3 separate regions of the Homo sapiens genome follow, and regions 2 and 3 are each linked to region 1. Evidence: chromatin loops called from intact Hi-C (ENCODE). Cell type or tissue: PC-9. All regions are shown on one strand. Links, peaks and the distances in the headings refer to the core of each region. The heading gives the core; the rest is flanking DNA. Region 1 holds the start of KRT83 (keratin 83). Region 2 holds the start of KRT7-AS (KRT7 antisense RNA 1). Region 3 has its middle 7.3 kb from the start of KRT7-AS.

Region 1 (10,106 bases), core at 627-8,626:
TGGGCAGAATGTGCTCGGTGCTTTCCAGGCATCAGTTTGTTTAATCTTCCCAAAACCCAGTGTGGGAGGGTGTCAGCTAGGATGAGCTAGGCTATTTAGTGGCAACAAACAGCCCTAAAATCTCAGTGGCTTAAAACAACATTGCTTTGCTTCTAACTTATCCTCCAAATCCACCATTGTGGCCTAAGGGCTTTGCTTCTTAATAAACTTACTCCAGGTCACTGGAACAGCCATGATGGAGCAACCACTCCCTGGAATTTTTCCAGTTGCTGTGGCAGAGGGACAGAGAGGTCTGGGGATCACACACTGACAGTGCAGCATCAGGACTGGAATAGCCTAGGACGAGCTAGGCTATTTATCACTTTTGCTCACACTTCATGGCTGGAGCCAGTCACACCAAAGGGCAGGGAAAGGCAATCCTGCCATGTGCCTGGAAATGGGGAGACCTATAACTATCTGGTGGCCAGGCTAACGACAGCCTCCAGAAGATGTAGTATTCTCACTCCAGAGGTCACTAAGGCACAGCTAAATGGGTTGGTCACCAGCAGGTCAGTACAAGAGCCAGCTTGCCCAAGGCCAGTCTCCTAAACCCCACATCACTCTGGCTGACAGTCCAGAGGAAGCTGGATGTGACAGCACAGCACCTGGGCAGATGGGAGTCCTCAGTTGCCGCTATTCCCCATTTAATGACAAGCACTCAACACATCCCACCGCAACAAGGACGATGGTTGGCATTTGGAACACCTCTGCTGAATGCCTTTCAACTAAGAGCTTGCTATTAAGTGAACTATGCTTCCCTGGAGGTTGAACTTAAAGCCATCTTGCCATCTGTATCAGTCCATTCTCACGCTGCTGTGAAGAAATACCCGACACTGGGTAATTTACAAAGAAAAGGGGTTTAGTTGACTCACAGTTCCACACGGCTGGGGAGGCTACAGGAAACTTACAATCATGGCAGAAGGCACCTCTTCACAAGGCGGCAGCAAAGAGAATGAGTGCAAGCAAGGGAAATGCCAGACTCTTATAAAACCATCACATCTCATGAGAACTCACTCATTATCACAAAAACAGCATGGGGGAAACTGCCCCCATGATTCAATTTCCTCCCACCGGCTTCCTCCCACAACATGTAGGGATTATGGGAACTGCAATTCAAGATGAGATTTGGGTGGAGACACAGCCAAACTGTATCACCATCCAAGGTACAGTTTTGTGTCAGGAATAAGCAGGTAAGACAACAGAATGGCAAACACAAGCCAAATGCCCTTCTCTGGGCAGTACACCCAATGTCATGCCCTCCCTGTATACAGTATAAGTCAATTAAAAGCATCAAGATTGACCACAGCTCCTCCTGAGCTGGTTGAGAGGATTAAATGAGATAATTGTGCAATGTATTTAGCACAGTGAGTAACATATACTATACTGCATGCTCAATAAATGGTAACTTCTACTGTTATCTCCACCTTAGGGTCTCACAGACATCTCAAGCCAATGTGAACTTGAAAATAGCACAGACTATGGGGTCCTAATTTAGCATGGCTACAAATTATTCTACACATCTCACTATCTCTGGTTTGCAGGACAAACTCAGGGTCATTGTGCAGGCCAGATGCAAAACGTCATAATCAGTGAAGCGCTGTACCACAGTCGCTATCCTACTGGCTGATGCAAAAATGAGGCAGCAACATAGCAAGAACAGAGTGTCATAAAAGCAGAAGCTTGCACAGGATGGTCCCTGAGAGCCCATGGGGGCTGCACCGTGGTCTCTGTGACCCTGAGCCTCCAAGTAAACTTCATGTTATATCCAATGCACTTAATGCAGCCTGAAAGCCAGTAATTCACTTTAGAAATATGTTTGTCCCCACAGAAGAGTTTTGAGTGAAACTTCATGTATTTAGTACCTTATAAAGTAACACCTCTTTCTCTCATAATTCTAGATCAGTAGAAGGTCCCTGTCTGTGAATTAGAACCCTGCTTCTAAGATGCTTCCAAAGTAAGTGAGACTGATAGCTGGGGGAGAGGACAGAGAGCCCAGGGCAGAATAAGAGCTTTGACCCAGGACAAGAAGGGGGAGGGTGCAGCTACACCTGAGGCAGCATGGAGGCAGAAGCAGTGTTTCTGGGATGCAGAGTTCTGAGAAGAGAGTGTACAATGACCAGGCTGAAGAAAGGGGGTGTCTGAGAAAGCAGCTTAGAGTCTCCTGCATCTGATGGGGAAGGGAGACACAGGCTCTTCTGATTTCTAGGGTGAAGAAGTAGACCTAAAATCCTATGGATGGCTATGTACAATAAACTAGGATATTCGCTGTGGTATTGTGTGAGGAAGGGGAGAGCAGATGCATTTTTCCTGTGTTCCCCGATTTGCAGCCAAGGCCTAAAGCTGAGCACAAGAGGTTGTCAGCATCCCTCCTCTTCTAAGACAGCTGCACACACATGGTCACCACCCCTCATAGCCATAGGCCCAAAAGATGGTCTCAGAGGACAACTGAGATGGAAGAGCCATCCAGCAGCATGGAGGGCAAGATGTGGCCATATGTTGCAAGGCAGCACCAGGGTAGGGGACCTTGTGAAATCAACCCTCCAACAACAGGCTTGTGGGCCACCACCTAAATTTAGAGGCAGCCACGGAGCCTGCTGCCCTAACAAGCTATCACCTAGGCAGGGAGCCCTGCCTGACAGTCCCTCCCCTGACTCAATACATGCTGCAAATCTCAAAAGAGAAGGAAGGTGGAAGTGTGTGATGAAAAGACCCCCATCCCACCAGGCCATGAGAGCCATAAATATGTTAGTTTGGGCATGTGGAGAGGTGGCCTAGTGGCGGGGGGAGACAGAAGAGGTTTAAATGGAGCTAAAACTGAAAACTTACAATGAATTTCGATTGTCTTAATTTCTGGAATGATGCCAATACTCAACAGTGATTGCAAATTATGGAATCCAGGTAAGTCTGTTCCACTTTACTACAGCAGTTACTAAGTCCTCAAATTTAGTAGCTTTAACAACCAAATTTGTCTTACTTGAGGACTGCAGTCCGAGCAGGGAGAGCTCATTGTGTCTGTTCTAAGGAGCTCCTGCACCCTCAGGCAGCACCCAGAGACTCACAGCGTCCGGAGCAGTGGCCACCCTTCCCCTGCTGCTCAGACCCATGAGGGGAAGAGTGGCCAGCCCCAGCCCCTCACTGCTTCCAGAGGACACTGCTGGCCCAGATAGCACCCAGAGGGGTGCTCTGTGCACCCAGGTCCCTGAAATCCTGCACTGTGAGTGCTCCTGAGGAGAGCAGGATGGGTGTGCATCTCATGGGAGTGGGTGGGGTGCAGGGTGGAGAGGACTTGGGAGGTGCTGAGCAAGGCTGTTGGGGGACCGGGTTAATGTGTGGGGCATAACCAGACAGGTGGAGGGTGACCAACAAGCTCAAGCACAGGGCTTGGCTTCGGGTTCAACATAAGGCCCACTTCAGGTTGCCCAGCCTGGCTAAAGCCTCCCTGTTCCTGGAGGGATCCAGCAGGAGTGGTACAGCACGGAGGGTGGGGTGGGACATGACGCCCTCCAGGGCTACCCCCTCCAATCGTTCAGAAGGCTTGTGGGAGGAGTATCAGAGACGAACAGGAAGAAAACCTTGGCCCAGAAATGCTTGTCATTACCCCGGAGCTGGAGCTCACCCAGCTTCATCACACCTGCATGGCATGCATCCATTTCATAGACCGAAACCCTGAGTTCTGTGGCTCAGAGAAGCCATATGAGTCATAGCTGTGCTGCAGAAGGTGCCTTAGAAAAGATGTCCTGGACTGCCAGGATTGCCACAATGTTCCCACCAGAGGGCACCCTAGCTTGGCATCAGGAGGTACCCAGTGCTGCCATCTAGGAGAGCCCTTTTCCTACAAGAAGCCCTCCTATGTTGATCAGCGTGGAGTGTGGCTTTCGTGGCTCTTCCCTGCCTGGAGTTTTTCACTTTCCCAGGGGCTTCTCTACATGTGCTCAGCACTCGGCCGTGTACCCCTCCGTGGGCAACCCACCGCCTCCACCCCAGACATTAACTTTCTAAACAGATCTTATGAGCCAGTCTCCCCTCCTCCAGCCCATTATATGCCTTCGCAGCTTTAGTTCCCAAAAGCTCCACTTTCAAGATGCATCTCCCCAGGCACCAAAGGCTCAGCAGAAGACATCTGAAGGCTCCTGGGCCTGATTTTCAGGCTGGCCCCAGCAAAGCTCTCTAACTCATCTGCTAGGGTGCCTCCAACTTCCTTCTGCTACACATAATGCCACAATGAATAACCTGTTCTTTGCATAAGGACTGCTTTCATATGTGGGGTTGGATTTCTCTCAGGAGTGCGAGTGCTGGGTCATTTACACATTTACACATGCCTGAATTCACTGAACAACTCTACGTTGCTTTCCAGAATGTCTACACCACCCCACGCTCCCAACCACAGTGCCCCAGGGTTCTCATCCTCCCACCCCTCCACATCCACCTTTCTGATCCTTGCCATTCTGATGGTACAAACATAACTTGTGGCCTGATCTGCATCTTTCTAAGGACTGGGGGCAGTCATCATTTCTTCATATTCCTATTAGCCATTTGGGCTTTCCCTTTGATGAACTGTCTATTCAGATCCCTGACTAGCTTTCTACTGGATTTCCTTTCTTTTACTTGTGGATTTGCAGGCATTCCTTATATATATAGACGTTTCTTATACACACACACACACACACACACACACACGTATAAGGAATATATATATATATAAATATATAACTTTTCCCAGGCTATCAACTACCAACTATTTTTTTTTCTGTGTAGTCTTTCGCTAAACTGGAATTTTTCATTTTAATGTGGTCATGTCGATCCATTTTTTACCTGGTCTTTATTTTCAAGGTTTGCTTAAGAAATCTTTCCCCACCCATAAGTAAGGACATTCTCCTACATGGCTTCTGCTTGCCTTTTAGCTTTATCTGTCCTGGCCTTTAATTCATCCGAGGCTTCCCATGGGACATGGTATGAACTAAACTCCAGCTCTATGCTTTCCATACGGTGTGTCTATTTTTTACAAATCTCACCAACTGAATAAATGGCCCTTTGCTTGTTGCAACCCTCATTAAATACCAAGCTTTACTGATGGGAAGGGGCCTGTTGTGAGTGTCTGTGCTGCTCCATTAGTCTATCTACATATTGCTGCACACTTTATTATTACTATTTTATCTCGAGTCCTCAGACTTTCCTTTCCTTTTTCATAACTGGCTTTGCTATAAATAAACTTTACTCTTTCAGAAAAAAATTAATTTTATCAAGTTCCTCAAAATAAATCCGGCTGGAATTTTTGTTGGGTTTGCATTGAATTTGCCAACTAATTTAGGGGCAATTTATAACTTTAGAATGCTAGGTCAAAGTATTCCTGAATATAGCATAATTCCATTTAATCAGATTTTGTTTTTTATTTTCATTATAGAGTTTTATATTGTTCTCCATAGACATCTTGTGCATACTTTATAAAGTTATATAATACTTTATTGTTTTTAATCTGTCTTAGGAATGACATCTTGTTTGAGATCTTGTCGCCCAGGCTGGAGTGCAATGGCGCGACCTCAGCTCACTGCAACCTCCGCCTCCCGGGTTCAAGCGATTCTCCTGCCTCAACCTCCCAAGTTGCTGGAACTACAAACGTGCCTGGCTAATTTTTTTGTATTTTTAGTAGAGACAGCGTTTCACCATGTTGGCCAGTCTGGTCTCGAACTCCTGACCTCAAGTGATCTGCCTGCCTTGGCATCCCAACATGCTGGGATTACAGGCAAGAGCCATTGTGCCCAGCCATATTTTCCATATATTTTCTGATTAGCTGTCACTGATAAAGAAAAGCACTTTTGATTTTTGTAAGTTGACTTTGTAACTAGCAGCACTGCTCAACTTTTCCTGTTACTTCTACCGTGTATCAGTTGACTGTGTTGGGTTTTCTACACAGCTGATCCCATTGTCTGAAAATAATGGCAGTTCTATCTCTTCTCTTCCAATTCTTACAGACATTTCTTTTCTTGGCCAGGAATTCTAGTATTTTACAGCATGGCCTTGAGAATGGACACCTTTGTCTTGCTCTCAGTCTTCATTGGCATGTGCCTCAAGTTCATCCTTTAGGTGTGACATCCTCTAAGCTTCAACCACGGTATCCACCGCCCTGTGAACACGTCTGTGCTCTTCTTCCATTCATTGCCTGGCATTGCCTCCACCCTTCTGACCTTTCCAAACCCCTCTATCCTTCAAATCTCAGCTCAAGTCTGACTTTTCCTACAAAGCCTCTGACTGCTCCAGCCCAAAGCAAGCTCCCACTCCGAGGAAGAGGAGTCTTGAAGAACTGCTTCATCCAGAATACAAATTGTGCATACTTACAAATCTGCCCAACTACTTTGTTGGATCCTTGAGGACGGGGGCTGTGTATTAAATCTCTCTCCCTCCTCTTCGGTACAGAGAACTTGCATAGTAAATAGTAGTGAGTATGTGAAGGTGCCACATCTTATCAGCTCTGGAGGTGTGTTGTGAGTTCAAGGCCAGAAGGCAAAACTGGAGGCATCAAAGAATTCTTCCTGCCTGGAGCAGGAAGCCGCATGCACCTTCCACCCTCCTGGATTGCGTGCCTTCCACGGGCTTCCCATGCACCACCCCAGCTCATCTTCGCAAAGGCCAAAAAGGCCAGTATTAGAATCCTCATTTTTCAGATGAAGACACAAGGTTTACAGAGATTAGCTAAAGCATCACACACACACAGTGACTGAAATGAGAGCTGCAGCCATATTTCCAGGACTCCCAGATCTAATGACTTCACTGCAGCAGGCTTCCCATGGAAATGTCACTTCCACAGCCAGGTGAGCAACAGACCTGTGGCCAGGCACACCTGGAGAAGACCAGAACAGTCCCCTTTTACTCAACGATTTCACCTCCAGGAATTTGTTTTAAGGAAATTACTAGACAGGTGCCCAAAGATGTGTTTACTAATGTTCATTTCAGAGTTGTTTATCAAAAATCCATTAAGAAGGCACAAAAAATGTGAAGCAACATGGATATTAAGGCAAGAAAGAAGTGACAAAAGTCAGAGTATCAGAGTGTCAGAAACCCAGCAGACAGGCAGGTAGACACCAGAAAAGCACACAGGAATAAGGCCAGGGGGTTGCACCCCAAGAGAGACAGGTGGGAATCTGAGGACCAGATCAACAGGGCAAGCGGTCATTCCTCCAGGCCAACCCAGACCAGGTGTGAAGGGCAGGCACAGAGTCCAGGCCCTGGTGACTGAAACAGCCTGTGGCTCTGCCGGACCCTTTATGGGCCCATGGTTAGGGCGGGAACCAATCACAGCCTGGAGCCCAGGAGGGAAGAGGCAGCCTGGGGATTTGGGTGCTGCTGTCTCTTTGTCAGCTTCCTGTCTAAGTCTGTTTTCAAGGGACTCCTGGTCTGCAGTTCTCTTTGTTCTGAGCCATTTACAAATAGATGCTCTAATTAAGGCTTTCTGAGGCGGCAATGATTGCCTTGTAAAACTGCTTTCTGCTTACCCAGGAATGGTACTCTGCATCTCACTAGCCGTGTACACTGTCCCTTTGCAAGGCCCTGCCAGGTGCCTGCAACCAAGACCCAGTCACCCTGCTAGCACAAAGTGAGGTGGGGGTGGCGCTTCCCTCCACCAGGCACTCGCTCGGTCCTCCCAACCTCCAGCAAGCTGTGGATTACCATTTATATTTCACAAGTAAGGACCCTGGGGGAAAACGCCTGTGCCATGGCACAAAGCTAGTAAGAGATATAGTTGGGCTTCGAATTGTGTCTTTTTATCTCCAGGGTCCATGCTATCTTCAGAGCCAATCAGGGCAGGGGTGGGCATGGTCATGGCTCCCCCATCCCAAGGAGGTCATGTGTCTACACAGAGCCCCTCGGTGGAGGGGTCCAACATGATCCAAGCCTGCTGGATTGAGACAGATGAGCCAGGTCAGAAGACAGCAGCGCAGTTTCCAGCATCGTGATGGAGAAATGCTTCACAGAGGGTTCACTGCCCTGCAGTCCTCAGCATTTCACCAAGAAACAGATCCCCCATAATCATTGGATATGTGTGGAGAGCATTCCAGGTGCTCACTGGTTCCAGTGTGGGTGGGTGAAGAGCCTGGTCTTTCTTGGCTGTCTAGCAGATGTTTGACCCAACCAAGACTGAACATGACAGCACCAGCCAGCCCAGCCTCCCTCAAAGATGCTCCCAAAATCCCACTAGCCACTCAGCTGCAGTCAGCCACCCCCAGGCCCCCCAGGTACCCTCAGGCTGTGCCTCCCTGGTGTGTCTTTCACACCAGGATCCCCTATCACACAGCCCACACCCCCAGAGTTCCTGCCCCAGACACAAGACTCTGGAAGCCTGTCCACAGGACCCAAGAAGAGAGGCTAGGAGAGTCCTTTTTTTGGATCCATGGCAGATGTCCAGCTCCCTAAGAGATTTCAACAGCACCATCGCCTGCCCTCCCTCAGGCCCACAGAAGATGGGCCCCTCTTCCATCATCCCCAGATCCCCACTCTGGGATATAACTGGCCCACTCATCCTGAGCGGGAGTGGGAAGGGCAAAAGATGAGAGTCACAGGAGGGTTACTATTAGCCCAGAGTGGGTCAGTGTTGGGTTGTGGCTGGGTCAGGACACAGGTCCATCAGTGGAGTCCTCCTCATCCTCTCCTGACGAAAGCAGTCCAGAGATGTGTGTTTGGAAGGGTTGATGGGCTCAGGTCCTCGGGTTAAGGCAAACCTCCTGGCTCGGTCCGACTGTCCATCCATCAAAGCCATTGCCTGTCCTAACCCAAAGGAACAAGGGCCCAAAGTAAGAGAGCTTGGCTTTAGGAACAGCCACATGAGCTAGCACCCTTCTCTCACCCAGTGTGTTCTCTGAGGTGAGAGAGTGATCTCATTTAAGGACCCTGCTGATGTCCCTCACCTCCCGCACCTTCCCTCCTTCCTGGTGAGTACATACACCCCAAGACCCCATCACTGAGCTTCCCTGCTGGGAACCTAAAGAACACCAATCAGCCTGGACATTGTGAGGGCCTTCCCCCCATCTGTGGCTTCTCATCTTTCCCCCTAGCCAAATGTTGGCTCCCCCACATGCATGCTACCTCCAAACACCCCAGGTCTCTGTAGGATTTCCAGAACCTAGCACAGTGGCTAGTGCATAGTTGGTGGGCACCAAATAAGTATTTCCTGAATAAATGAATAAATGAATAAATGAATAAATGAATACACATAGTCTAGTCTGCAAATCAGAGCCAGACTCTTTTCTGGTCATCTCTCAATCCTGTACTACCCCACCCCAATCCTCCTCAAGCCCAGGTCCCCACTCTCCTCCATGAGTCCCTGGAGCTCTGAGGTATTCCACACTCCCCGCTCCTGATCCCATCAGCAATGACACCTGGAACTCTGAAGCATAGCCCTGGCACTGTCCTGAACTCTCTGAATCAGTTTCTTCCATGTCCCAGATGGTGTCCCTGCACTAGGAATACCCAAAGTGCAAAGAACATGCCCTCCTCCCACCCCAAATCTCTACCCCCACTCCCATCCTTGACCAGGCTCTGAGCAGGAATAGGATAGGAGCGGCCAATCTTGACAATGAGGAAAGGAACCCGCCTTTGAGAAAAAGACAGGAAAGCCTACAGCAAGAGGTTGTCTCAGAGGCAGCCCCCTCCTTGGGACAGGCCAGCCACTCCACCCCAGGGCTTGGCCATGGGTCCAGGGCCCATAGCCTAGCTCTGCCCCTTTCAGAACAGGGTTCAGAGAGCAGGCTTTACCCCAGGTCACTGCACCCATTCCCCTCGCTTGGACCGCAGAATGCAACTAATGCTTTCAGGAACCCCTCTCCCCGCTCCACAGCAGTGCCAGTGGGAGGGGCAGGAGCAAGGAGGAAGCTTATAAAGGGCTTTGAAGATGAAACAGGGCCCGTGGCCAGGGATTGTTGATGCAGCCACACTGAAGAGGCAAGCAGGGTTCTAGCTTAAGAGGCCAGGGTGATGCCAAGCCAATAAAATTCAGCTATTGTCTCTTTGCTCCCTCTTTTAACACCAGCTGCCCCTGGCACATAAAAGGGCCTGCCATCAGCCAGGGAGCACAGGCC
Region 2 (10,106 bases), core at 874-8,873, 82 kb after region 1:
CTGAACGTCTGTGGCCTCCTCACAAAAGGAATGTGCTCTGGCAGCTCTGGGCATGGGGGGAGGGAGGCAAACAGCCTTTCCACCCCCTTAGCAGGGCAGCCCTCCAAGGCCCAATTGCTGGCAGAGCCTGCATTTCCCCGTGGCTCTTCTGGGCTTCCTCAGGAGAATCTTTGGGATCAGCCCCAGACCTGGAGGCCAAGGCTCACCCTAGGTAAGCGTCCTGCTCCTTAGAGCAGCACCCCATCCCACCATGTGCCTTCTCAGTCTCCTGCACAAAAGGCTTCCTAGTCACCAGGGAGACCCTGCCTTCTCTAGTCCCGTCTTTTCCCCTGCCCAGCCTCATGAAGCCAGGATACCAGGCACGTGGATCACTCAGGCCTCAGAATGAGGCTGCTTTATTGGAAGCTATTCTGACATCACTTTCCAGACTGTCTCACTGTCTTGGGACCAGGCATGGGAGGCAGGGGTGGGAATCTTCTTGTGATTGTGGGTGGTGGCTGGAGGAGTGGAGTGGTGGGAGGCGGCTCAGTCGCGGGCACTCCTGCGACTGGCGGATGCGGTCCGGATGGAATAAGCCTTCAGGAGCCCAGGACCCGCACTGCTGGAGAAGCTCAGGGCATTGCTGCCCATGGTTCCCCCGAGGGTCAGCCCAATGCCACCGCCACTGCTACTGCCACCAGTGGAATTCATCACAGCTGGGAGAGAAAAGAGGAGGGCTCTCTTCAGCGTGAGGCTCCCTACCAGGGACCCCATCCCTTCACTGCACCCCACCCTCCTGCCCCAGCTGCCCCTCTCCCTCACCCCTGCCCCCCTCCATGGGCCAACCCAGAAGGAGCATCTGACAGGGGTAGGGCTGCTCCCCAGGTGCTCCTGGCCCCACCCTGCCCTCTTGTAGTGCTTCCCAGGCCATTGAGCCTGGCAGTATGTGCTCCAGGGGACCTGTCAATCCCTGTAGAAAGGAAGGAGTCTCCTGGCCCCTCCAGCAGGGCCCTGGGCCAGTCTGCCATTCTCTAGACCCAGCCCCATCTAAACAGCACAAGGGATGCTTCCCATGGGCCGCAGCCAAGGACTTACAGATATTCACGGCTCCCACTCCATCTCCAGCCAACCTGGGGGCAGAGGACAGACAGTGAGGACGGCTCTTTCCTAGCGTGGGAGGGAAGCGCTCTCAGCCCTCTCTCCTTCCAGGCCCCAAGCAGGATCATTGATTTTTCCTTCTTGCCCCACACTTCCAGCCTGCCTTCAGCCTTGTAAAAGGAGCGAGGAGGCATGCAGGAAGGGAGTGTTCACCTTGGCCCTTCTATCCACTGGCCACCTGACCCCAGGCAATGTCTCAGGGCCTCCATTTCCCACCTATGCCTTGGGCCCAACTACAGGACCAAATTCATGGGCCTGTGAGGGTTAAATGACATAATCTGTCTAAAGCCCTGAGCACCTGGGATTCGGTGAATGGTAGCTGTATGTGTTATTTATGTAGATGGCTGCCTTTCCTCACCGTATCATAAAATCCTAAAGGTGTCTGTGGCCTATTGATACTTTTATCCCCAGTATGAGGCCTGGAGAAGTCATTGCTTAATATATGTCAAAATAATTCGTGAATCGTTGACTGATTGAATGGGGCTCCAGCCAGGACTAAGGAAGGAGCAGGGAGTGGGGGTGGCTTTAAGCAGCCAGTGGGGCTGAAACAGGTCTTGCAGTAGAAATTAAAAATCCATTCGGGACAGCTGGCTATGTTTGTTTTGTGACTCACAGTCCCATTGTCACCAAGGCCTTGGCCTTGGGGATCAGTTTGCTCTGTGGGGGCAGGGAAGACCTCGCTTTGGTGGAGGGAATGAAGGGAGCCTCGCTGGCCTCTGCGGCCCCAAGCCCAGGAAGCAGGCAGAGCAAAGGCTGAGGGAAAGAGAGAGGTTTGCTGAAAGCTTCCAGGGGGCTTGCTTAAATGGCCCCTGCTGGTGCTGGGAGTTGCTGGCACTTGTGGGTGGGGAGAGGGAGCCAGGTTGCAGTCAGGCAGCAACTCGAAGAATTTCTGGTACGATGCCTAAGGAACTCAGACGGAAGAGGCCTGAATGTCCAAGGCTCTAGTGATCTGTGTGACTTTTCTCATTCTAAGTAAGTGGGGTTTTTTTGGTAACTTTGTATTCTTAAAGTAGGCCTCCCAGTTTGAATGAGTTTCTGGACCACAACTCTGATAAGTTAAGAGATAAAAGCAAGGTATCTACCTCCATATCCCCCCAGGGTTGGGGGAACCATATCCTCTCAGAGTACCCGGATCTAAGCCTGGTTACAGCAGCTCAGACTGAGATTAAGCTTTCAGAAGAGGATGTCTCTGCGTGCTGTGTGACCTTGGGCACACTACTGACCATTTCTGAGCTTCAGTCCCCTTTTCTTCCCATGGGAGGAAGCCAGATCAGGTACCACTCTAAGAGTCCCCCAACTCTGACTTCTATGACAACAGAAGGCCCAGGGTATGGGTTGTAGAGAATTTGGGGGCCCTGTGCCTGTGGGAGAGGCGAAAGCAGAGAGAGGCATCTTGGCTGGAGCTCCCTGTGCCCAGATCAGCTTCTGTGTTCCCAGAGACTTTTGGTGTTAATTCTTCTTCCCACAAAGAAGACTGGGTGCTAACCCAGGGAGAAGGCGGGTCAGCAGCAGGGGCAAAGCCCCTTCCTCCTCCTCTCCGCCTCCTACTCATACCCTGCGGCCCTGTGTCTCCTCTTCTCCTCCCAGCACCCAGGCCCTCGGCCCTAGCACCCCTTCACTCCCCATTCCCTTCCCTGCTGCTCCATTCATCCTCCGTCATGTCTCTCTCTGGCCCCTTAGGAATAATACTCAGAAAAGAATAAGTTCTTGTATACACTCAGCATTTTACAAATGTAAGTTACTGGTCTCTGGGGGTTTCCTCTGTGGATGTTTTGTCTCCTCCACCCTCTGCAACCTCCCTGAGGGCAGAAACATGTCCTACGTATTCTCTGTTGCCATGGTGTCTTATAACAAGCCAAGAATGAAGAGGTTGAGTTCGAACCCAACAATATGCCCATGAAGGCCCAGCTGCATAGACAGAGGTGGCATGCGGTTCATGAAGAATGTGCTATCAGACTCCCCCATTCCAGCCTCCTCTCTGACTGCAAGTGAGTCTGCAAATATCTCTGGGGACAAACAAAACGATCCCCCTCCACCACAGTCAGTTAGCCCCACATGATGTAGCACTTAGTTCTGTAGTGAGAAGCAGCCTGGCGTCCTGGAAGATCCTTGGAGCAGGAATCAGCACACCCTGACTGCACTCTGGCCCTATTCCCTCAATTAATGAAACTCAACCACAGCTTTCCCCTCTGGAGACTAAGGAATCAATCGTCTCTGACCTGACTACCTGAATGTGTGCTGAGGATCAAATATGATAACCCTAAGAAGCCGCACACACAAAGGGACTGTTATCATTTCAACCTGCCCACTGAGCTTCACACTCCATGGTCTTTCCTTCTAGAAGGTCATCTCATTGAAGGCAAAGAGGCAAGCATCAGCTCTGTGTTCCCTGCATCCCCACACCCAGTGCCCTGCAGAGGAGGGGCATACAGGAAATGCTTGTAAATGGATGAATGTCAAGCCCCAAACCCCACGGAGCCCTAGAAGCATCCCCTTTCCAGGTTCCTTGTCCTCACCGGCTCTCCTCGCCCTCCAGCAGCTTGCGGTAGGTGGCGATCTCGATGTCCAGGGCCAGCTTCACGCTCATGAGTTCCTGGTACTCACGCAGCTGCCGTGCCATATCCTGCTTGCCCCGCTGCAGGGCGGCTTCCAGCTCCTCCTGCTTGGCACGAGCATCCTTGAGCGCCAGCTCCCCACGCTCCTCAGCCTCGGCAATGGCGGCCTCCAACTTGGCACGCTGTGGGCAGCAGTGCAGCTGTAAGCTGGGGCTCACCAGTCTGCCTTCCTGCCTGCCCATCCTGCAGTGAGCACCCGGGCAACTTGCTTAAGGTGGCTTCATTGGCACCACCTACTCCCCCAAGTACCAGAGAATCCTAAGGGTTAAACACATAGGTTTGGATATCCAACGCCTATGTTCCAGTTCTGGCTCTGCCACTTACTAGCTGTGTGACCATGGATGAATCAACCCTGCTAAGCCAAAGTCCCCTCTTTTCTAAGAGAACATCAGGAGATTTTGAGGATGAAATGAGATAATATACAAGATGTCCGTGGCACAATGTCTAGCACACAGCAAGTGCTTAATAAATGCTATTGTGATCATTTTTAATGAATGCTATTATGATTTTCAAACCCCCAGTCCCCCAGCCCCAGCCCCCAGCTGCAGGAGCTCGAAGACCATGGGATCTTAATTGAGTCTCCAGATGTCAGGCAGCTGACAAAGACCAGAAACCACCTATAAAATAGGAACCAGTTGAGAGCAGGCGCAGAATAGGAGGGCCTGGAGCAGAGAGACCCTCCTAGATGCCCCCAGATGCCATGAGATGCATGACTCACAGTCCCCGGGTTTGGTCAGGGATGCTCTGGTTCCAGACCTGTGCCTGCCTGGAGCAGCTGCCACTTTCTCCCTGGCCTTAGAGTGCCCTCTGCTTTAGGCTCAGCCCCCACTGCCAGGAGCCTGAATAGTCCCAGGCCTCATCTTGTTTAGCTCAGAAAACCACCATCCCTGTCCCCTGGGCAAGGACTTCTCTCCCTTCTTACCGGCCATTCTCTATCCTCAGATCCTCTTCCCTCAGTGGAGGCAGTCTGCCTCTCTGCCAGAGACAGCATTCCCCAGGAGGCCCTCTGACACTCTGCCCCTCGGCCACAGCTCGGTGCCCTGCCCTGTCACACTGGTGCCCCCAGAGCCAACGCCATCCCCGCTGCCTCTGGAGACCCCTTGTAGCTCCCCATGACGCCCCTCAGTGGTGGTAGACACCTGGCTATAGGCCTGGATCCGCCCTGTTGTGTGAGAGGAGAACCGGATGTAGTAGAGGCTGCAGGGTTTGGGAAACCACCATTTGTTATTCTGTGCTTCCCCTCCTGGCCTGGAAGCTGGCCCACTTCATGGGGTGACTCACGGCCCTGCCTCTGTGCCCCAAGGCAGCCTCCGCCCTCCTGTAAACAGGCCCACAGGGCTCCAAGGGGAGGACATTTGTGGGTAAATCACCCTCACATCCCCCCACCACCCACAGCTCATCTGGAAATCAGCTTTCCGAAGCTTCCACATGTGTGCCCTCCCCCTCTCTCCACTGCAGACACCTGCACAGGCTGAGCTGCCCTGGCCACACACTACTCAGCCAGGGCTGGGGGCCCTTCCCCCATCAACACCTCCAACCCCAGCTTCCAGCAAAGCTCATCCTCCCAGGCAGTCTCTCATCTGAGACCCGTGCCCCTGCCATGTGCCAGGTGCTGGAAGAGAGGAGCAGTGAACCAGACAGACAGGGTCCCTGCTCTCCAGGCATCTGTTATATTCCAGTGGAGGTAGGGACCATCAATCACTTAATGAATAAGACAGAACATTTCAGAGAGTGACAGGGGCTTCAAAGAACTTCAGACAGGCTGCCGATAGAGGGGCTGGTGTTTGAGAGTGCCGTCTCTGAGAAGGGGTCTTTTCCTAAACCCCAGGGAGGAGAAAACAACAACCATGGACAGAGCTGGGAGAACCACATTCCAGGGGGAGGCAACGCCAAGTGCAAAGGCCCTGAAGCATGACCATTCTTGGCAAATGCAAGATGCAGGAAGCAGGTTAGCATGGCCAGAGCAGAGTGAGGGGAATCGTGGAAAGTGAGGTTGGAGTGGGTGGGAAAGGGCCATGTGAGTCATTATAAGGTCTTCTGCTGTCCTCTGTCCCTGCAATGAATGATGAGCTCCCAGGGACAGCGCCCTGCAGCCAGAACCAGGTGCAAGCAGAGTGCTCAGTATCAATGTGGAACCAGTGGTGGCTTTCTTCTGGCCAGCCAGCCTGAGTCTCCCTCCACAGGCTCTGTGCACATCCAGGACCTTTCTCCCATCAGCCCATGCCAGGACCTGGCCAAGAACATTCTGTGCTGGAGATCTCACAAGGGGGTCTGAGACAGTGGCACCAGCTTTGGCCGGGAGATGGGAACCTCCTGCTCCACATCCTGAGTTTGGCCTCAGCTGGCCACCCCTGCATGCCCCAAGTAGCAGGGGAAGCCAGGAGGACTTGTCCCACCTGGTTCTTGATGTTGTCGATCTCAGCCTGCAGCCTCTGGATGGCCCGGTTCATCTCTGAAATCTCATTCCGGGTATTCCGGAGGTCGTCCCCATGCTTCCCAGCCTGGGCCTGGAGGGTCTCAAACTGGAGGGGCCATACAGAGAGTTATGGCAGAGAGATGGGCAGTGAGTACAGGTAACTCATCCCTCTCCCCACCCAAGGCCCCTCCCAACTTATATTTTCAGGGAAGGACAGTCTGACTCCCATCAACCTTTGCCCGATGCCAGGAGACCAGACAGCAGTGTGAGGAAGGGATTCATTCTCCTCCAAGCCAGGCAGGGAGGACAGACAAGGCTCCGCAGTCCCATCCCCATGGACCCCAGGGCTCTTCCACTCCCACCATGCCCTTCTGCTGGAGAATCACTGAGAGTTTGAGATTCGCACCCATTCAACACCCAGAACACCCATTTCACAGGTGAGGAGAGTGAGTCTTGGAGAAGAGAAAGCACCACCCAGGGATCACACAGCCAATCAGTGATGGAACGAGGGCCTGAACCCAGGTCTTCTTGTTGGCATACTTGTGTTCTCACCCAGGCACCATGAATGACTCTCTATCTCTGCAGGGGCAGACCTCTCAATCCTTGCCTCGGGATCCCTTCTTCAGGAACACTGGTTCACCCCAGCACCCACTCCTGCTCCCTCAGCCCCTGCACCATCAACTGTCCTGCCACCATGAAGTAGATGTGATGATTAAGCCTCCCAGGTCTAGGGCCCTCACATTCAGGATTTAGTCCCTGCTCTTCCATCTACTAGCTGTATGCAGTTAGGCAAATTACTTAACCTCTCTGTGCCTCAATTTCCTCATCTTTAAATGGGGGTAATAGGCTGGGTGCGGTGTCTCACGCCTATAATCCCAGCACTTTGGGAGGCCGAGGCAGGTGGATCACCTGAGGTCAGGAGTTTGAGACCAGCCTGGCCAGCATGGTGAAACCTCGTCTCTACTCAAAATACAAAAAAAATTAGCCAGGCATGGTGGTGCACACCTGTAGTCCCAGCTACTCAGGAGGCTGAGGCACGAGGATCACATGAACCAGGGAGGCAAAGGTTGCAGTGAGCCAAGATCGCACCACTGCACTTCAGCCTGGGTGACAGAGCAAGACTCCATCTCAAAAAATAGAAATAAAATAAATTAAATTAAATAAAACAAAATGGGGGTAATAATGATGCCTATCTAATAGGGCTGTTCTGTGGATTACATGAGTCAATAATTACATGAGCCTAGTACTGTGTAAGTACTTGCCATATTTTAGCTATTATAATGATTAATCCATATCTATTTCCTCTGCCCTGTCCTCCCATCTTGGGATTTTCTCCAGGGCTGAGCACCACAGACTTAAACCACTGGTGCCTGCCAGAACAGTGGGACCCAGGCCCTGAAGGCTTGAGACAAGTTGAGGAGTAAGGGAAGCTGCCACCAAGGACCCTGGCAGGAGGAAATACGCCCCTGGTGGCCTCACACCTTGGTCTGGTACCAGGCTTCAGCCTCAGCCCGGCTGCATTTGGCCATCTCCTCATACTGCGCCTTGACCTCAGCGATGATGCCGTCCAGGTCCAGGGAGCGACTGTTGTCCATGGACAGCACCACAGATGTGTCGGAGATCTGGGACTGCAGCTCTGTCAACTCCTGTAGGGACCAGACGGGACATCAGGACTTAGGGCAGGATCCTATGCCCACGCCCACCCTGGGATTCCCCACTCACAAAGGAAAGAAAAGAGAGAACAGCTGGGAGTGGGCTGAGTCACCAGGCAGCAAGGGGGCCCAGACCCAGCACACATTAAGTTACTTCATTCTGCCCACCCTTGGCTCCCTGAGGGCCCATTAGCAGTGTCTCAAACGAGAATCTGGCAGGGTTAAAGGGGATAAGGAAAGGGACAGTGTGGTGCGCTGTGGTGACTTCTCACTGTGAGGTTCTGTAGGTGCACGAGCTCTATTGTGAGGGAGGCCATGGGGAATGGATGAAATTATCATATTCCACCATGCTACAGAATACTCTGCAGTCTGTACACCGATGATATGGCTCCAACTACCTGTGGGGAATATGCCCATGGTATACTGTTGCATTAAAAAAAGCATGATGCGTTCTCACTCATAGGTGGGAATTGAACAATGACATCACTTGGGCACAGGGCGGGGAACATCACACACCGGGGCCTGTCGGGGGCGTGGGGGGAGGGGGGAGTGATAGCATTAGGAGAAATACCTAATGTAAATGACAAGTTGATGGGTGCAGCACACCAACATGGCACATGTATGCCTATGTATCAAACCTGCACGTTGTGCACATGTACCCTAGAACTTAAAGTATAATAATAAAAATTAAAATAAAGCATGATGCTATTTTTATTGAAAATGTATATTTCTATATCTTTATGTATATGTAAGCACAGAAAAGTCTGGAAAGGTAGACACAAAGATGGTAGCATTGGGTATAAGTAATCCATTTTCTTTTTTTTTTCTTTTTTTTTGAGACAGAGTTTTGCTCTGTCACCCAAGCTGGAGTACAGTGGCACAATCTTGGCTCACTGCAACCTCCACCTTCCAGGTTCAACCAGTTCTCCTGTCTCAGCCTCCCGTGTAGCTGGGATTACAGGCACCCGCCACCATGCCTGGCTAATTTTTGTATTTTTAGTAGACACGGGGTTTCACCATGTTGGCCAGGCTGGTCTCCAACTCCTGACATCAGGTGATCCACTCACCTCGGCCTCCCAAACTACTGGGATTACAGGCATGAGCCACCACGCCTGGCCAAGTAATCCATTTTCAATTTACGATTTACTTAATTTTTTGGTTGTTTTGCAATGAGTATGTATTACTTTCACCATGAAAACAACTTTATATATATACACACAGGTGTGTTTACACATAAATAAACTAAACTTTCACCATGAAAAGAAAACTTTATATATATGTGTGTGTGTGTGTGTGTGTGTGTACACATGTGTGTTTACACATAAATAAACCATGTGATAGACCCAGGAAGACCTGAGATTAGAAGTGCCTGAAGCAAGCCTCAAAGAAACTTCCCCTGAAATTAATGAATCTGTGGACATTTGCTCTGAGGGGCTGGTGGAGACTGGACGTTCAGGCAAAGACTAGGCTGAAGAACTGGTTTGTAATTAACCTCACAAGCTAATTATGCCCAGCCTAGCCTCTGCCAGGTGACTGGCCACCCTACCTTCTGCCTAAGGCCAGAGACTCACACTGATGAGAGTGGAGAGATTTTTAAATCCCCTTGAAGAAAAAGAGCTGGAAACCCCGGAGGACAAGGGTGAGAGGGAGAGAATAAGAAGGGAAGGGAGGACATTAGAGTGGTGAGTTGGCAGGCAGCTACCCACCCAGCCCCTCTGGGAGTAAATGCTCAGGCAATCCAGTCTCTCCTGACTTGGGCTCCCCTGCTGGCCCTACCTAGCCCACCTTTGAACCCTGTCACAACCTGGAGTCCCCTGACCTCCTCCTGGTTCCTTCCAGTCCCACCCAATCCCCCTTCCTTAGAAATGCTGCGATCATCCCATGTCTCTCCAAGGTCAATCCTGATTGACTCACCCCCACCTCCTCCCGAATCCTTAGCCTGTCCTGAATTCCTGAGTCCAGAAGGGATAAAGGGCAGGATAAATCCTCGCAACCCCTGATGAAGGAAATAATGTATATAATGGTCCATTTCCAAGACAAAGTGCTTTAAATTGGCTTAGGTCAGCAAACTACAGAAGAAATAGGATATACTAGCCCTTTGCTTGAATAGCCAGTGCCTGCTTGTCAGCCCCCAGCTTCTCTTGCCCTCACCTGAACCAAAGAAGTTTAGTCTAAAATGAAGGTTTTCTAGCCTGCAAAATGGCTCACTTTTTCTGTTCTTATCAGCCTGCCCAGCTACTTAGGTCATAAGTCAAATACTTAAAGAGCCCTTGAGCTGACTAGGAT
Region 3 (10,106 bases), core at 1,172-9,171, 72 kb after region 1:
CTTCCTTTATAATGGATTATGGCCTTCTAGAGTTGGTGGCCATGACCAAGCCTCAGTTGAGGGGAAGGCCTTGGATCAGGCCGATTTCTCCAAGGGCCCAAAGCCCAGCAGCAGTCTGTGCTCCTGCCGCCAACAAGAACTCAACCCTCACTCAGCCCCCAAAGATTCAGACCCTGGGTGAGACCATTGTGGAGGAGGGCTTGGAGGAGGGGTGGCCTTTCAGATTCCAACTCTGCCCCTCTATGGATCCTTCTATGCATGACCTTAAACAAGTCACTGGACCACCCTGAGCTCACCTTCCCAATCAGGTAAATGGGCACAATAATACCAAACTCAGAAGGACGCCCTGGGAGCTAGAGGAAATAATATGGTATAAAAAGGCCTCAGCACAGTACTAGGCACATTGCGGGCACTCCATGAATAAAACTCCCTTCCCCTCGCCCAAGCAGAGTGGAGAGGGGTACAGGAAGGAGGGACGCTTACGAGAAGAGGAGGTATGAGCTGAGTCCTGAGATAGAAGAGAAGAGAAAGTTTTTGCCCAAAGGGACACAGGATGAATGATAAATTAACAATAGAATAAATAGAACAAATAATGAATAAATAAACATTTACACAGTTCTTATTAAGTGATAGGTAGGGCCCTAAATGCTTTCTGGTCATTATCTCATTAGATCCTGGCAACGGCTCTCAGTGCTTACTATTATTATCGCTATTTTGCCTGTGAGAAAACTGAGGCTCAGAAAGGTTATTCAGCTGCCCAAGGTCATGACATGAACCTGCGGGACTGACTTCAGAGGCCCCACACTCTCGACACACGCACACACTCGCCCCACACACGGTGCCCGCTGCGGGGGACCGGGGCTATGGGACTGGGACCGAAGTGGAGGCCGGATCCAACAAGGCAAAGCTCGGAGTCCCGGCGGAGGGGCGGACAGGTGGAGGGGTTCCACTCGCACTGACCGCAGCGCACGGGCAGCGGGGCTGACCAGGCGCTTCCCGGCCCCATAAAACTCGGGCGGGAGGCGAACGCCGTTTTATGCAGGCGGCCGGGCGGCCTGGCTCGCTTTCATTCCCGGCTCCGCGAGGCGCGAGGGCCGAGCCCTCCAAGCTCGTAAACGCCTTGGCCGCGAGCTCCCTCCCCGGGCCCGCGGGCCGTCATATAAGGCGCAGCGCCGGCTTGGGGTCCAGCCGCCCGCCCCTGCCGCCACCGCACCATGTCCTGCCTCTACTCCCGCCTCAGCGCCCCCTGCGGGGTCCGCGCCTTCAGCTGCATCTCGGCCTGCGGGCCCCGGCCCGGCCGCTGCTGCATCACCGCCGCCCCCTACCGCGGCGTCTCCTGCTACCGCGGCCTCACCGGAGGCTTCGGCAGCCACAGCGTGTGCGGGGGCTTCCGCGCCGGCTCCTGCGGACGCAGCTTCGGCTACCGCTCCGGGGGCGTGTGCGGACCCAGCCCCCCATGCATCGCCACCGTGTCGGTCAACGAGAGCCTCCTCACGCCCCTCAACCTGGAGATCGACCCCAACGCACAGTGCGTGAAGCAGGAGGAGAAGGAGCAGATCAAGTCCCTCAACAGCAGGTTCGCGGCCTTCATGGACAAGGTGGGTGTCCTGGATCACACCTTTCCTGAACCTGGAAGTCCTGGAAGGAGATGGAAATTCCCAGTGGTCTCTCTAGAAATGGGGAATGAGGATGGCTGATATTTTATATAATGTTAGGCGGTGCCGGCCCATCATATTAAATAACATTGAAACACGTGGTAAGAAAATACATCTTCTTTAATGTCTGTTTCAATCCTTAAGATTAGGTGGGAAAAAAATATCACTGGATGCTAATGTTTTTAGCATCTCTCTAATACTTGCTTCCCTCCTGCTTCTAATAAAGAGAGCAAGCCCCGGCTTCAGAACTGTCTAGGACAACTGTTTCTACTAGAATTTAATGATCTGTAATTTCCCTTTATGTATGCCTAGTAATGATGGTTTTGCATCTCTGGTGGCCATATGAAGTTACTCTTTTAACCCCATACGTGTAAATGTTAATTGAATCCACTTATAGATAAATTAGGAGTAAAATAGTATATGGGATGGCAAAATCCTGAAGTCAGCCTTGGGTGTACACAGAAGAGAAAGGAGGCAGAGAGAGGGTGAGGGGCTGGCCCAAGGGCCCACAGAGAGTGGGTGCCAGAACAGGGTTCCAAGCCCAGGCCCTCTCCAACTCTCCAGCCCCTGGGCTAGAAGGTCCACAGCTTGGGATCCCAGCTGCCCCACTCCCTCTAGAAGGGGCTGGTTCACCTCAACAGGCACTGCACGCTGGAGAGGTGACCCAGGAGCGGCTCGTGGAATGGACACTGGCCCAGGAGCAGGCCACCTGGCCTCCATGCTCAGTTAAGTTCCTCTACTGACGCATTGTGTGGCACTGGGCAGAGGCTTCCCTTCTCCACCCCAGTGGCTTCCTCACCAGGGCTGTGTGTGGTGCAGTGTGTGAGCTGGCCATGACTCTGAAAGGGAAAATGGGGCCCAAGGCAGCCATGAGACCCCATAGCCAGGACCACCTGAAATTATGCCATGTAATATCAGCAGTCCCCACTCCCCATGTCTGCAAGTTCCAACCTGGGAATTCCCAGCTGCACTCATGGAGTTGGATGAAAAGGACCCCAGGGCTTAAAGGCAAGGAGACATCTCAGCTCCAGCTCAAATGTACGAGAAGTGGAAAACTGGAAGCCAAGGGCCCTAGTTTGTTTGCTGACATCCTTTCTGGCCAGCACAATGTATTGTTGCCATGTGTTCCTCCAGTTTCAGTGAAATCCAGGAAAAGCGTACAAGCCTCACTTCCCTAGGGTCCTCACCCTCTCTGTTTTCCAAAACCTCCCCCCATTCACATTACATATGTCTGGCCCCCAGAGACATATGACACAGTGTCCAACATAAGAATTTAGGCCACCTAGGACCATGCCCCACACTCCCCGATGCCTCTTCAGGCCCCAGGCGTCCTGCTTGGTAAGAGCCTAGCCTCTATGACCTCCCCAGCTAGGAAGCCCTTCCCACCTTGACCATCTGTTCAATCAAATGTTCACCAAGCCAAGGGCTGGCTATGAGGACATCAATAAATAAGCCATAGGCCCTGCCCTGAGGGAGCTTATAGTGAGAGGCATTCTCCCTACTCTATCCCTCCCAACACTGCTCTACATTCCTTTCCTCCAGGAAGTCTTCCCTAATTGTCACTACCCCCTACCCCCATCTGTCCGCCGCTAGCCTGACAGTAACCCAGCACAGCCCACAGGCCTCTCAGTCTGTCGCTCATCCCATCCAGGCCCACCTGGACAGACCCTCACTTAGCCCTGAATAAGCAATTATGAAACAAGGATTCTCCAGCTGCATCCTCAGGCCAGGAGAGACCAGCAGGGGCCATGTGGTCTACCCCTTGCCTCTGCACATCTTACTGCCAGTTCTGTCTTGACTCTGGCTGTTCCCCAAGGAGGGCTGGGGATATTGGCTCCTCCAACCAACATTTCTCCCACTTCCACACCAGGTGCACTTCCTGGAGCAGCAGAACAAGCTGCTGGAGACAAAGCTGCAGTTCTTCCAGAACCGTGAGTGCTGCAAGAGCAACCTGGAGCCTCTGTTTGAGGGCTACAACTCTGCGACGGGAGGCCGAGTGCATGGAAGCCAACAGTGGGAGGCTGGCCTCAGAGCTCAACCACGTGCAGGAGGTGCTGGAGGGTTACAAGAAGAAGTAAGTGCAGTGGGAGGAGGGTTTGGAGAAATTAAATGGGATTAAGTCAAAGTATGATAGATTTGGGTTCGACCATAAGAGGAACTTCCCAACAGGAAGAAAATAGTACAATAATCCTGTGGGGTGGGGGGAATTTCTTTTCTAGACTGGGAGTTTAAACATTGGAGATTCTGAACTGCTCCAGCTACTTCATCATTATGTTTATTTCATTAATTCATCAAACATTTTATTGAGCATCTACTCAATGTTGTAGGTGCTATGTTGGGCTCTGAGTGGGAAAGGAGTAAGGAAGTAAGAAGGAGGAGAAAGGAGAGGTACCAGAACTGGGCAGGGTTCCTGCCCCAAAGGAGTTACAGCCCAGAAACAGAGAGGAGGTCTTCGAAAATGTGCAGGGCCCCCACCCTGACCCACATCAGGAATGAAAGTCCCTGAAATAGAAAGAGCTTTGAGTAACATGGGTTGGTTTGAATGCCCAGAAGAAAGGGATGGACAAGTTCCCTTCAGTCCAACACTTTTTTGATTCTTGTGACCACCTCCAAAAGATCCAGTTCCCGGAATGTGTTTGCCTGTGCCTTCATTCCCATTTTTTTTCCTCCCCAGATCTGAGCCTTGTGTGTTTTGTCCCCAGGTATGAAGAAGAGGTGGCACTAAGGGCCACTGCTGAGAATGAATTTGTGGCCTTGAAGAAGGTGAGTGACCCCAGAATCCTTGTCCCCTAACTCAGAATGGAGGCCAGAGACAGAAGGGTCCTAGACCCAAAGGTTTGAGCTGGGAGACCTTGACTAACATCAGGCTCTCTGTAGTTCGGAGAGGTGGAGGGACTCCCTTAGAATCACACGGCCCAGCTTCTTTCTGTTCCTTTCCCCAGTGCTCCAGTGCTCCCTGGGTGCCTCTGGCAGCAGAATACACTGCCTGCTTCAGGCAGGGCAATATTCTCCCCCATCTGAGGTTGCTGCCATATAGCCACCAGATTTTCACCTCCTTCGGCCCTGCGCCTGGCATAGAGTAGGCACCCTGTAAATATTTGCGAGTGAAAGAGCAGGTGAATTATAGACAATGGCTGCATCCTCAGGCCAGCAACAGCTCAGAACCACAGGCAGGGGCAGTGACCGTCATTCCTTGCCTCTTAGACTTGACTCTGTACAAGTGCCTGGACTCTCATTAGGCCCTTCCAGCCACCTCCATATGAGGAAAGCAGGGGTTATTGTGAGAAAATGAGGTGCAGAGGTTAAGGGGGCTGCTCAGAGTGACACTGACTTGGAAGGGACAGAGTTGAGCCCTGAGCCCTCTTCTGACCACAGATCTAGATTATCTTCCATGAGATTCCAGAGCGGAGAGGGGTGGGGCATCATTAGAATTTACCCACTGTACACCAGATCTTAAGTTTTGGTGATAGTGCATGACATGGATTCTAGAGAAATCATCCCAGTGGGTGCCAGAGGAAGTACCTGCAAACCTCAGTGTCCCCCTCCCTTACCCAAACCTGCTCTTGACGCCACTACTAACTGTATAAGGGGCTTCACCAAGGCATGATACCAGGCACTGGGATGAGCACGTACAGAGGGTTTCCAGGGAAGCTGCTCAGCCTGATGGGGTGCCCCTCCCTGGTAGGAAAAAAACAAGGGTTCTGAATTGTCTCCCAGTGCAATTCCTGTGCCACCTTCTCCCCTTTAGGATGTGGACTGTGCCTACCTGCGCAAATCAGACCTAGAGGCCAACGTGGAGGCCCTGACCCAGGAGATCGACTTCCTGAGGCGGCTATATGAGGAGGTGCGGGGTCACAAAGCAGCGGGGCAGCAAGGAGGATATGAGTTAGACATTGGAAAATACTTGTCACCATTCAGCTTCTGACCCTATGGTGGGACAAGGGGAGAAACCCCAGGCAGGTTCACCATGAGCAGGTGAAGAAGTGTGGCTTGACCTCCCACTGCCATGCCCCAGGCAACCTGGTGTTCCTGGTTACTAAAGTGACAATTGCCACAAGGTGGTAAACTCTGGTCCTAGACCCAAAGGTTCAAGCTGGAAGGTCCTGATTAAAATCAGGCACTGGGCCTCAGACATGGACTCTCTACCTCCAAGTCCTCTAGGCTCAGGACTCTGGGCTTGAGGAGTCCTGAGGGGGTCCCAGGGTTGAGGTGGAAGACTGTAACTGGGAGGGTGGGGCTTCAGACATCGAAGAAGCAGGGAAAGGGGACAAGGGATGATGATGAGGGTGGGCTACCAAGAGTAGGGCTCTGGTCTAAGAAGCTCTTGCCACTCCCCATCTCCTGCAGGAGATCCGCGTTCTCCAGTCGCACATCTCAGACACCTCAGTGGTCGTCAAGATGGACAACAGTCGGGACCTGAACATGCACTGTGTCATCACTGAGATCAAAGCTCAGTACGATGACATTGCCACCCGCAGCCGGGCCGAGGCCGAGTCCTGGTACCGCAGCAAGGTGAGTGGCACAGGACACCTGCCTGCTAGACATGGCAGTTGGAGGGATGCAAGGTACCTATTAAATAGGCTTCCTTTTCTGGGGATTCTGGTCCCTACGGATGGGAAGATAAGGGCTGCCTCTCTGAGGTTGGGGTAGCAGGGCAGGACTGCCATGTGTGGTTGCACAGGCTGAGCACTGCACAACCTGCACAATCATCCGTGGTGTCCTGAATGGATGGGAGGTCCCACCCTGAGCCTCATAAGCAACTCTACTTCCCCAGTGTGAGGAGATGAAGGCCACGGTGATCAGGCACGGGGAGACCCTGCGCCGCACCAAGGAGGAGATCAACGAGCTGAACCGCATGATCCAGAGGCTGACAGCCGAGGTGGAGAACGCCAAGTGCCAGGTATGGGAGCCCAGCCCACCCCTCAGTGTAGGAAGAGAGTGGGGTTAGCCCTCAGGAGAGGGATTTGGGTTAGACCCCTTGCCAGTGTGTGGGGACAAGGGCAAACACCCAGCATGAGGACAGACAGCCTCCTCCATGGAAAACGTTCTCCATTCTCGCTGAATGGAGGCATTGGGGCAATATGGAGGGAATGAGGTGCTTCCAAGGGCAGAGTGGGGCAGAGGAAATAGCACCAGTCTAAGGGGCAGGAAACCTGGGCTCTCAAACAAGCTCTGCCACTAGTTTGCCATGAGACTTGGGAAAGGCATTTAACCTCTCTGGCCTGTTGTTCTAGATCAGTGATCACACATTCAGACATCAATGGGGTTAGTAAATGAGCGAAGCAAGCAAGCTGTTCCCAAGGCACTTGGGTATGATAGGGACTATGGTAAACTGGAAAGCACAAAAGGCAGGGCTAGGCAGATCCAACTGAGGCAGGCCATGCAGAAATGCAGGTCCAGTGTGGCCAGATCCTCTGATCTTTTGAAAGAAGCCAAGAATTTCAATTATTGTGTTAAATTTCCAAAATTGAAGACACTGTGCAAACATGCCTGGGAGCACTAATTTGCAACCCCTGGCCTAACAAATAGACAAGGCCTCTTTTTCTTCTGCTAGTCAGTGGTCAGTGGTTACCTGGCCTCTGACCCTGAAGCCAGAACAGAGATCCTTAATAACCCTCCCTTGCCTCCCAGAACTCCAAGCTGGAGGCCGCGGTGGCCCAGTCTGAGCAGCAGGGTGAGGCGGCCCTCAGTGATGCCCGCTGCAAGCTGGCCGAGCTGGAGGGTGCCCTGCAGAAGGCCAAGCAGGACATGGCCTGCCTGATCAGGGAGTACCAGGAGGTGATGAACTCCAAGCTGGCCTGGACTTTGAGATCGCCACCTACAGGCGCCTGCTGGAGGGCGAGGAGCAGAGGTGAGGACCACAGCTGTGGGGAGGGTGTCCCCTCAGTTTCCCCCAGGCAGTGCTGCAGTGCTTCAACACCCAGGAGCATGTCTGCATATTATTTACTTGGAATGTGCATCAACGCTAATTGGAGGAGAGAATTTGCAGGTTAAACAGATTTCACCAGCTTTGCTCCCCACAACTAATTTCTGTCTCTTTGCTTTCCCTATAAGGTTGTGTGAGGGCGTTGGTGCTGTAAATGTCTGTAAGTAATCCATTTTGTGGGTCCTGAAATAACAGCTTGGGGTTCTGGGCAGGCAAACTTTTTCTTAGAGCTTCAGATAGTAAAAACTTTAGGCTCGTGGGCCATGTAGTCTCTGCCTCAACTGCTCCACTCCGTTGTCATGTAAAGCAGCCACAGCCAAAGGCAATACTTGAAGGAAGCGGTATGACTGGGTTCCAAGAAAACTTGATTGACAAACAGGAAGCCTGCATGTGGCCGTAGTTTGCAGACTCTAAAAGGAAAGATGGAGTGGGGCAGTGAGTGCTTATAGTAACTTAATTAGCTACAGTCATGTACCACATAAGGACTTTTAGGTCAAGGATGGATGGAATATAGGACAGTAGTCCCATTAGATTATACCATATTTTTACTCTACTTTCCTAGGTTTAGCTATGTTCAGATACACAAATACCTACCATGGTGTTACAGTTGCCTTTAGTCTTCAGTACAGTCACATGCTGTACAGATTTGTAGCTTAGAAGCAACAGGCTATGCTATAGGGTAAACTTGTCAAACCCCTGACCAGAAGGCTGCATACAGCCCAGGACGGCTTTGAATGTGGCCCAGCACAAATTTGTAAACATTCTTAAAACTTACGAGATTTTCGTGTGTGTGATTTTTTAAAGCTCATCAGCTACCGTTAGTATTAGTGTATTTTATGTGTGGCCCAAGACAATTCTTCTTCTTCCAGTGTGGCCCAGGGAAGCCAAAAGATTGGACACCCTTGGGGCCTGGGTGTGGTGGCTTACACCTGTAATCCCAGCACTTTGGGAGGCCAAGGCAGGTGGATCACTTGAGGTCAGGAGTTTGAGATCAGCCTGGCCAACATGGTGAAACCCCGTCTCTACTAAAAATAAAAAAATTAGCCGGGCAAGGTGATGGACACCTGTAATCCCAGCTACTAGGGAGGCTGAGGCAGGAGAATCACTTAAACCCAGGAGGCAGAGGTTGCAGTGAGCCGAGATCGCGCCACTGCACTCCAGTCTGGGCGATAGAGAGAGACTCCGTCTCAAAAATAAAAATAAAAAATAAAAAAGGTTGGCCACCCTCGCCACAGAGCCCAGGTGTGTAGTAGGCTACAACATGTAGGTTTGCGTATGTGCACTCCATGATGTTCGCACAATGACAAAATCATTTAATGCTGTATTTCTCAGAACATGTCTCTGTTGTGAGGCGAAGCATGGCTATGTCTGCCTATAGAGAGGACCTGGGCTAACAGTGTATCAAGGACGCCTGAGGCTAAGACTGCAGGAAGGAGTGCCCATGTGAGGGTTTGAGGGGCGCGCATAGAAACAGAGGGGAGAAGCTCTGAGCAGAAGGGGCCTCTGGCCGCCAGGAGACTGGGCCCTGTCCTCCCCCTCTGGCAGGTGTCAGCAGCTCTCGCGGCGGGGTCTTATGCGGGGACCTGTGCGTGTCGGGCTCCCGGCCGGTGACGGGCAGCGTCTGCAGTGCCCCCTGCAGCGGGAACGTGGCGGTGAGCACCGGCCTGTGTGCGCCCTGCGGCCAGAGCAGCGGCAGCGGCCGCTCCGTGCGCTTCGCCTGAGCGCCCCACTTTGTACCGACGCCGCCTCACCAGCAGCAGCCTCTGCCTCCAGAGGCAGCCCGGAGCTCCCACGGTCCCCAGACGTGGGGAAGGAGGGCTTCGGGGCCCAGCCTCCCCATCGGCCCCCACGCCGCGCCTTCCTGTCTCGCATCCCCGCCCGCTAGTCCCTTCACTGCTTCCGAGAGCACAGGGCTCCTAGCCCGCAGCTCTCCCAACCCCCGAATCTAAAGGACTGTCCTCGCAGCCCTAGGTAAAGACCCCGGTCCGGAGGCCTGGATGCCTGTGGCTTCTGAGGGACAGATGGGCCTGGAGCCCCTTGGTGTGGACTTGCTGTGCCTTCTAATCCAATGTCTTCTAATACACGTGCAGGACAGGCCACCTCTCCTGCCTGGCTGCCTGGCTCCCTCCCTCTCCCCTGTGCTTGTCTCAGCATTTCCAGTAAAGCTCCTGATCATATGCATTGTGCCCTGAGAGTCTCTCCTTCCTCTTGCCCACTTGGTCTTCTTAGTCGGGAGGGAGAGGGCCTGGATCTCCTGACACCTTGGGTGGGAACCCCATCACTGTGGCTGCTGGTCCACTTTTTCCACTCTCCACCCCAGCCCCCACCTCAGCATTTGAAAGTTCCCTGACCATAGGGTCAAATATACAGACTTCCTCCCAGAAGCCAACACATCCCACATAGCTCCCCCATCCACACCACCACCATCACCCCTGGGGTCCCAGACACAGAGACCTCCCTGTGGCTCCACAGTACCCATCATATGTGCTGCTGCCCATCAGGGACACATTTCCCCATGCATAGGC

The links. A loop is a pair of places that touch in the nucleus more often than their neighbours do. Peaks named below come from ENCODE experiments on the same cell type or tissue, not always from the same donor. Only the 100,000 strongest peaks of a DNase experiment are listed, where the experiment ranks them.
Region 2: it touches region 1 in a loop (5-fold over the local background); 9 of 110 quality-filtered maps call a loop at or near these places.
Region 3: a loop joins it to region 1, with 5 times the contacts of the local background. A loop is called at or near these places in 7 of 110 quality-filtered maps.

What each region holds. Positions count from the first base shown.
Region 1 is chr12:52,321,392-52,331,497 of GRCh38, reverse strand. It overlaps KRT83 (keratin 83), which reads left to right and starts at 10,100. Exons shown (of 9, transcript NM_002282.3): 1 at 10,100-10,106. In PC-9, for the core only: a CTCF peak has its summit at 3,797 (motif pointing right); a DNase peak (open chromatin) is centred at 3,747; H3K27ac peaks cover 358 bases.
Region 2 is chr12:52,239,180-52,249,285 of GRCh38, reverse strand. It overlaps KRT7 (keratin 7), which reads right to left. Exons shown (of 9, transcript NM_005556.4): 5 at 7,650-7,814; 6 at 6,149-6,274; 7 at 3,654-3,874; 8 at 1,075-1,109; 9 at 365-695. The coding sequence ends at 526. It overlaps KRT7-AS (KRT7 antisense RNA 1), which reads left to right and starts at 1,838. Exons shown (of 2, transcript NR_146274.1): 1 at 1,838-2,109; 2 at 2,818-4,243. RefSeq lists enhancers at 4,447-4,596, 4,647-5,076, 5,470-6,445. In PC-9, for the core only: no CTCF peak of the experiment used is centred there; DNase peaks (open chromatin) are centred at 1,735, 5,185 and 5,775; H3K4me3 peaks cover 1,234 bases; H3K27ac peaks cover 7,773 bases.
Region 3 is chr12:52,249,662-52,259,767 of GRCh38, reverse strand. It overlaps a transcript of KRT7 not described here and the pseudogene KRT87P. Among named protein-coding and RNA genes, the nearest start is that of KRT7-AS, 7.3 kb to the right of the region's middle. RefSeq lists enhancers at 6,831-7,331, 7,332-7,832, 9,362-9,968. In PC-9, for the core only: a CTCF peak has its summit at 7,482 (motif pointing left); DNase peaks (open chromatin) are centred at 3,071, 6,847, 7,498 and 7,989; H3K27ac peaks cover 3,121 bases.